2 separate regions of the Homo sapiens genome follow, and region 2 is linked to region 1. A link is a loop called in an ENCODE intact Hi-C map of the cell type or tissue named here. Cell type or tissue: GM12878. All regions are shown on one strand. Region 1 overlaps HKDC1 (hexokinase domain containing 1). Region 2 overlaps SRGN (serglycin).

Region 1 (4,000 bases):
TCGTCTAGTCCAAAGGTCTCACATTAGGAATGAGAGTCATAAAAAATTCCGCTCTTTGACCCAGGGCTTTCATTTCCAGAACCTATTCTCAGGAAATAATCCTGACTATGGAGAACCATAAATCTCTACCAAGGCCGGGCGCAGTGGCTCACGCCTGTAATCCCAGCACTTTGGGAGGCCGAGGCGGGTGGATCACCTGAGGTCAGAGTTCGAGACCAGCCTGGCCAAGCTGGTGAAACCATGTCTCTACTAAAAATACAAAAATTAGCCAGGCGTGGTGGCGGGCGCCTGTAGTCCCAGCTACTTCGGAGGCTGAGGCAGGAGAATGGCATGAACCCAGGAGGCAGAGCTGGCAGTGAGCCGAGATCGCGCCACTGCACTCCAGCCTGGGTGACAGAGCGAGATTCCATCTTAAAAATAATAATAAAAAATAAATAAATAAAAATAAAACTAAAACTCTACCAAGGTTTAACATAACAATACTTTTATTTTATTTATTTTATTTTTGAGACAGGGTCTTGCTCTGTTGCCCAGCCTGGAGTGCAATGGTGCAATCACAGCTCACTGCAACCTCAACCTCCCGGGCTCCAGTGATCCTGCCACCTCAGCCTCCCAAGTACCTGGGACTACAGGCATGTGCCACCATGCCCAGCTAATTTTTGCATTTTTTGTAGAGACAGATCTCTCTATGTTATCCAGGCTGGTCTCGAGCTCCTGGAGGCAAGTGATCATCCCGCCTCAGCCTCCCAAAGTGCTGGGATTACAGGCATGAGCCACTTCATCCAGCCTAATATTTTAATTATTAAAAATGTTTTTGAAAGTATCCAAATGAGGCCAGGCATGGTGGCTCATGCCTGTAATCCCAGCACTTTGGGAGGCCGAGGCGGGCGGATCCCGAGGTCAGGAGTTCGAGACCAGCCTGACCAACACAGCGAAACCCTGTCTCTACTAAAAATACAAAAATTAGCTGGGCGTGGTGGTGCGGCCTGTGATCCCAGCTACTCAGGAGGCTGAGGCAGGAGAATCGCTTGAGCCCTGGAGGCGGAGGTTGCAGTGAGCCAAGATCGCACCACTGCACTCCAGCCTGGGAGACAGAGCAAGACTTCGTCTCAAAAAAAAAAAAAAAAAAAAAAAAATTAGATTGTGGTAATGGTTACACAACTCTGGATATTCGAAAGTATCCAAATGTCCAACAAGAGGAAAAGGTTAACTACATTATGGCATATCCACTTGATTGGATATTAAGAAGACATTGTAATGATAATTATGATGATAATGAAGAAATCTATGTAAGTGGTTACACTGTAACAGTAAGTGAGGGAAGCAGTTCAGAACTGTATGTACCTTATAAACATAACTAAAAACATACAGGATGAAGAAAAACTAGGAAGGCTTCCACCCAGCAAATATGAAAGTGTTTGAGATTAAAAGTAAATTAAAGGTGGAATTACAAGTAACATTTCCACTTTTTTGTAATGTTGACATACAGAGCCATGAAAAATACACACTGAAAACCTCCCAGTTCTCCTGTGGATGAACAATCTGCAGGTCAGTGACCAGGTCTGGCCTGGTGCTATCAATAGGTCAAATAATGTCAATATATTGAATTGGAAAAGAATCTGTCAGAGTGGTTTCTATTTTCGTTTTTTTCATTTTGTTTTATTTTTGTTTCCATGCTGGTATGGGAAGATTTTTAGAAATTGTTCCAGGGTCTCAGTAGTAACCCTTGCAGGCACCGCTGGCCCAGGATCTGGACAATTCTAGAGGCAGGAAGCACAGAGACGAAGAAGGGGACTCACTGCCTGACCGCAGAGAAACGAGCTGTGCCTTTTGACCAGGTGTGTTTCCACCACGTGTTGGGAGGAGTGTTCTCAGAACCATGACTCAGCCCAGCAGCCATAAACCAGTCTCCCACACTACCCCAGAGACTTCCTGGGGCACTTGCTTAAGGTGGCTATAAAAGTGCTTCCAACTTTCTCGCCTCCCACAGGGAGAGGGAGGTCAGCTCCCGGCATTGAAAAAGGCTGACTGTCCTTCCAGAAGGACCTGGAGCCCATCAGCAGAGGCTGCATTTCCCATCACAGGGTGCTCCTGAGCCTGCACCAGGGCTGTTGGACAAACATGTCCCGCATGATCCTAGGGTACAAAAGGTTAACCAACACAAAGGAGCCCAAGGAAATGAAATAAGTTTGCAGAATCAAAGGTTTCAGGGTTCCAAAGGCTCCCCCTTGGGGGTGGGAGAGACATGGTGCAACTTGTGCCTTTACTAAGCAGATAACAAAAGAAAGTGGATTCCTAGGCAGCGCCTCCTTAAGTAGCCAGTAGAGGGCTCTGAATCTAATCAACAAGTGATTGCTTTATAATGTTTTTAAATTTGCTACAACCTCTAACTCAACTCTCTAAATGAATAGAATTTAGTGGGAGTTTATCCCACCAAGTACCTGAGGGCTGTAAGGGGCCACACTTCCTCTCTCTCTTTCTTTGTTTTGTTTTGAGACGGAGTCTCATTCTGTTGCCCAGGCTGGAGTACAATGGCATGATCTCGGCTCACTGTAACCTCTGCTGCCCGGGTTCAAGGGATTCTCCTGCCTCAGCCTTCTGAGTAGTTGGGATTACAGGCGCACTCCACCACGCCCAGCTAATTTTTAAATTTTTAGTAGAGACGGGGTTTCACCATGTTGGCCAGGGTGGTCTCAACCTCCTGACCTCAGGTGATCCACCCACCTTGGCCTCCCAAAGTGCTGGGATTATAGGTATGAGCCACCATCCTTGGCCTTTTTTTTTCTTTTCTTTCCTTTTTTTTTCAGACAGGGTCTCACTCTGTCACCCAGGCTGGAGTGCAGTAGCGCAGTCTCCCGGGCTCAAGCCATCCTGCCACCGCAGCCTCCCGAGTAGTTGGGACTGTAGGCACACACCACCATGACCGGCTAATTTTTACATGTTTTGTAGAGATGGGGTTGCTCCATGTTGCCCAGGCTGGTCTCAAACTCCTGACCTCAAGTTTGAGATGAGATCTGCTCATCTCAGCCTCCCAGTGTATGCAGATTACAGCCGTGAGCCACGGTGCCTGGCCTCCTTATTCATTTTGTAAAGCAGGAGGGAGTCATGGCACAGCAGAAAGCATTGAAGGAAGAGTCAGCCAACTTGGATTTAATCCTCATTCCATCCTAAATACTTGGTGACCTTGGCTAAGTCCTCCTGCTAGGAGGACTTCTGTCATCTGCACTTTGAGAGATGCTTTTTGCCCAGGGCCGTGACAGCCAGCCGGTGTGGCCAGAGTAGCAGACTGGGCTCATTTTAGCTGCCTGGAAAGAACCCTGGTTCCCTCCTGTTGACCCTTGGCAACCTTTAACCAGCCCACTTTGGAATGAATTTTGTAGACAAGTTCCCTGAGCAAAGTGACAAAATAATGCACACCATGAATAGTGTACCATTGGCAAATAGCAGGTGCCAATAATAGATATTTCAATTACTGTCTATTGCAACTCACACCTTCTTGCTGCCCACATTTATATGCTTTCAAATACATGAACAAACAGATCTGCCCCAACAGTTCTTTTTTTTTAGATGAAGTCTCACTCTTGTCCCCTAGGCTGGAGTGCAATGGCGCGATCTCGGCTCACTGCAACCTCCACCACCTGGGTTCAAGCGATTCTCCTGCCTCAGCCTCCCGAGTAGATGGGATTACAGGTGCCCGCCACCACACCCAGCTAATTTTTGTATTTTTAGTTGAGACGGGGTTTCACCATGTTGGCCAGGCTGGTCTCGAACTCCTGACCTCAGGTAATCCGCCCACCTCGGCCTCCTAAAGTGCTAGGATTACAGGCGTGAGCCACTGCGCCCAGCCTTCTGCTCCAACAGTTCTTAAAACTTCTTTGAAAATGATTCTCCTCGCCTTTGTGGCCTTTCCGAGCAAACATCCCTTACAGCAAACACAATCCTCTTCAAGCTTTCCAAACACCCTCCTCACCCGCTTCCGCATCCAATACCTGCCAGGAAG
Region 2 (4,000 bases), 130 kb after region 1:
TTAGCTAATGAAATAAAATCTTCCTTCCTCAGTTTAGCAAAGACAAAGGCCTGGTGGTGAGAAATACTTCACCGCCCTTCAAAAAGTTCATCTCCTCCCCACTCCAAGCATATACTTTATTCTAATGAGTGCAACTAATAATTACCTAGCAAGAAGGAGCATGTCTAGGATTCTTGAAAGTCAGGAAGGGTAGTTTTAAAGCTCACCACAAAATAATGGAAAACATTCAGATAAATTACAAGGCATCAACTCATAAGAGAATACTAACCAAATGAAGAAAAGTACTTTTTTTTTTTTTTTTTTGAGATGAAGTCTCGCTCTGTTGCCCTGGCTGGGATGCAGTGGCACAATCTCGGCTCACTGCAACCTCTGCCTCCCAGGTTCAAGCGATTCTCCTGCCTCAGCCTCCCGAGTAGCTGGGATGACAGGTGCCCACAATCATATCCAGCTAATTTTTGTATTTTTAGTAGGGATGGGGTTTCACCATGTTGGCCAGGCTGGTCTCGAACTCCTGACCTCAGGTGATCCACCCGCCTCAGTCTCCCAAAGTGCTGGGATTACAGGTGTGAGCCACCACACCCGGCCGAAAGTACTTTTTATGGAAAAGACAATGTGGCATTGTAGAAAAACCTATACTTAAAAATGAGTGAGAGGGTGAGAGGCGGGTAGGCAAAAACTTTTTTTTTTAATAAAATAAAAATAAAAATTAGGTTGGGTGTGGTAGCTCATGCCTGAAATCCCAGCACTTTGGGAGACTGAGGTGGGAGGATCACTTGAGCCCAGGAGTTCAATACAGGCTGGGCAACATAGAGAGACTCCCATTTCTACCAAAAAAGAGAAAAAAGATTTTAAAAATTAGCTGGATGTGGTAGCACACATCTGCAGTCCCAGCTACTTAGGAGGCTGAGGCAGGAAGATTGCTTGAGACTGGGAGGTCACAGTGAGCCAAGATTGCACGGCTGCACTTCAGCCTGGGTGACACAGCGAGACTGTCTCAGAAGAAAAAAGTTTATTTACAAAATTAAAAATAAATAAAAATAACTGAGAAAATCAGAATACCTCTTTGCATGAATAATAGTTTCAATTATATAAACAGACATGGGGGGAAAAATGGAAGGAAATACACAAAAATAACTGGAGGTAGAATCTTTGGTGATTTTTTTTCTCATTTTGTTTTCTAAATTGCTATAATAAACAATATTCCTCTAAAAACATAAACATTAAACACTTTAATATAGAAAACAGTAAATATTCTCCCATTGGATTTTCTTTCTTTTCTTTGTAACTATATATTATTCTATCATAATCTTTCCTATGATTCCTGAGTATAGCTTACAATGTCTGGTCTGGGAGAGCTGTTTGTCCAAAATGAGCTAACTCTGCCACTGCCTGGAGGCTGGGGATAAGGCAGGCAAAATGACCTTTCAATGTCTGCCCCTTACTGGCTGTGTGATCTTGGCCAACTTAAACTTCCTGTGCCTCAATTTTCTCATCTGTAGGATGGGGCAGTAATAGAGTTAATAAGGAGATACAAATGTTAGGTTCTCAGAGTAGTACCTAGCACATAGTCAGAGCTCTTCATTGCTAGTTCCTGTCATGAAAAGGAGGAGGACAACAATGACCTATGATCTCCGAGAGTGAACATCTTATAAATTTAAATTCAAATTCCCATTCTACCATTTAGTATCTCTAGGAGTCTCAATTTATGGACTTTCTTTCTTTTCTTTTTTATTTTTCCTTATTTTGAGATAGAGTCTGGCTCTGTTGCCCAGGCTGGAGTGCTGTGGCACATCTCAGCTCACTGCACCCTCCGCCACCTGGGTTTAAGCTATTCTCCTGCCTCAGCCTCCCGACTAGCTGGAATTACAGGCACGTGCCACCATGCCCGGCTAATTTTTTGTAGTTTTAATAGAGACGGGGTTAGCCAGGAAGGTCTCGATCTCCTGACCTCGTGATCCCCTCGCCTTGGCCTCCCAAAGTGCTGAGATTATAGGCGTGAGCCACCGCGCCCGGCCTGGTTTCACTCTTTCTCTTTTGATTCTTTCCTGAGGCAGCATTAGTTTAGCATCTAATTGCTACTTAGACGTCTCTTCCTGTAGGTGAAATAAAAATCCAGCATCTTCTCCAGCAGAGGGCGGTGTCTTCACACCTTGTACTGTCTAGACCAACTTTGTCCAATAGAAACACAAAGCAAACCACATAGGGAGTTTTAAATGTTCCAGCGGCCATATTTTTAAAAGTAAAAAGAAACAGGTGAAATTAATTTTATTTAACCTAACATATTCAAATATTGTCCTTTAACATATCATCAATGTAAAAGTTATTACTGGGATATTTTGCATTCTTTTCTTCATACTAAGGGTTCCAAATCTTGTATATTTTGCATTCACAGCCTGTCCCAATTTGGCCTTGCCACATTTCAAGTGTTCAGTAGCCACAAGTGACTTGTGGCTACCGTACTGGACAGAGCAGGCCTAGGCAGTCTCTTCTGCAAGCCGCTGATGCACTGAGTATCAAGCTGAGAAAATGTTTGCTCACACAGGAAGCTAAACAGAAAAATAATGCTTAATGAGAAAGCATCCAGGTGAAAGACCACATCTTTTCACCAGCATGACAAATACAACTGTAGCATATTAGTAAAAAATATTTCTAGAATACAAAATTCCCCCAGAGTTCAGAATCTCAGCTAATTAAAATTCGTAACGAAGGCTTTCTTTTGGGGGATGATGAAAATGTTCTAGAAGCAATTATAGTGATGGTTGCATGACTCTGTGAATATACTAAAAAACATTGAACACTTTTTTTTTTTTTTTTTTGGAGACAGAGTCTTGCTCCGTCATCCAGGCTGGAGTGCAGTGGTGCAATCTCAGCTCACTGCAACCTCCACCTCCCAGGTTCAAGTGATTCTCCTGCCTCAGCCTCCCAAGTAGCTGGAATTACAGGTGCACACCACCATGCCCAGTTAATTTTTGTATTTTTAGTAGAGACAAGTTCTCACCATGTTGGCCAGGCTAGTCTCAAACTCTTGACCTCAAGTGATCCACTTGCCTTGGCCTCCCAAAATGCTGGGATTACAGGCATGAGCCACCACACCTGGCCTAATCACTGAATTGAACACTTTTAATGGGTGAACTGTATGGTATGTGAACACTATCTCAACAAAGCTATTTTAAAATTTTATAAAGAAATCAAAAGTAGAAGGGATCCCACTCCAAAAGCCTATCTAATTTGGGGCCGATGATGTTAAATGTACTTTAAAATAAAGAACAAGTTACAGACACTAAATTCTTGACATAGCTATTCAAGGGTGTTGGCAGGATGTGAAAATTTACAGTTCCAGCCCCTGAGGTTGTGAGAGTATCTTGACTCTATCTTGCTTGAGATAAATGTCTTGTGATTATAGTGGCTATGCTCATGGATAGAAATGTTATCTTCCTAAAAGGTCCACTTATGGGATTTGTTGGTTAATTGTGTAGTGGATTCCAAGGGAAAGAATGGTTTTTATTTGAATCCTATCCCTCACTGCCCACCTCCCCCACCACCCTGAGTCCTGCTTTACCAAAATACTTTCTATGAGTAAATGTTACCAAAGCAAACAACTTTCTCCAATAGTCCATACCTTTTTATATTATGGTACTAACTTTTCCCTCAACATAATCACAATATACTAATTTCTTTTTTTTTTCTTTTCTTTTCTTTTTCTTTTTTTTTTTTTTTTTTTTTTTTTTTTTGAGACAGAGTCTCAGTCTATCGCCCAGGCTGGAGTGCAGTGGCATGATCTTGGCTCACTGCAACCTCCATCTCCCTGGTTCAAGTGATTCTCCTGCCTCAGCCTCTCGAGTAGCTGGGATTACAGGTGCATGCCACTATGCCTGGCTAATTTTTGTATTTTTAGTAGAGATGGGGGTTTCACCATGTTGGCCAGGCTGGTCTTGAACTCCTGACCTCAAGTGATCCACACTCCTCGGTCTCCCAAAGTGCTAAGACTACAGACGTGAGC

Evidence for each region. Hi-C counts contacts between places; a loop is a spot of excess contacts. Peaks named below come from ENCODE experiments on the same cell type or tissue, not always from the same donor. Only the 100,000 strongest peaks of a DNase experiment are listed, where the experiment ranks them.
Region 2: a loop joins it to region 1, with 6 times the contacts of the local background. A loop is called at or near these places in 7 of 110 quality-filtered maps.

The regions. Positions count from the first base shown.
Region 1 is chr10:69,220,715-69,224,714 of GRCh38, reverse strand. All of the region lies in intron 1 of HKDC1 (hexokinase domain containing 1), which reads right to left. It overlaps LOC101928994 (a long non-coding RNA gene), which reads left to right. Exons shown (of 5, transcript NR_120648.1): 3 at 1,490-1,548; 4 at 1,690-1,838. Among named protein-coding and RNA genes, the nearest start is that of HKDC1, 2.4 kb to the right of the region's middle. RefSeq lists a cis regulatory region at 212 and an enhancer at 128-297. In GM12878, a CTCF peak has its summit at 2,326 (motif pointing right); DNase peaks (open chromatin) are centred at 1,844 and 2,244; H3K4me3 peaks cover 391 bases; H3K27ac peaks cover 1,784 bases.
Region 2 is chr10:69,091,611-69,095,610 of GRCh38, reverse strand. All of the region lies in intron 1 of SRGN (serglycin), which reads right to left. Among named protein-coding and RNA genes, the nearest start is that of SRGN, 5.5 kb to the right of the region's middle. In GM12878, CTCF peaks have their summits at 1,392 and 2,123 (motif pointing right); a DNase peak (open chromatin) is centred at 2,140; H3K4me3 peaks cover 2,761 bases; H3K27ac peaks cover 1,551 bases.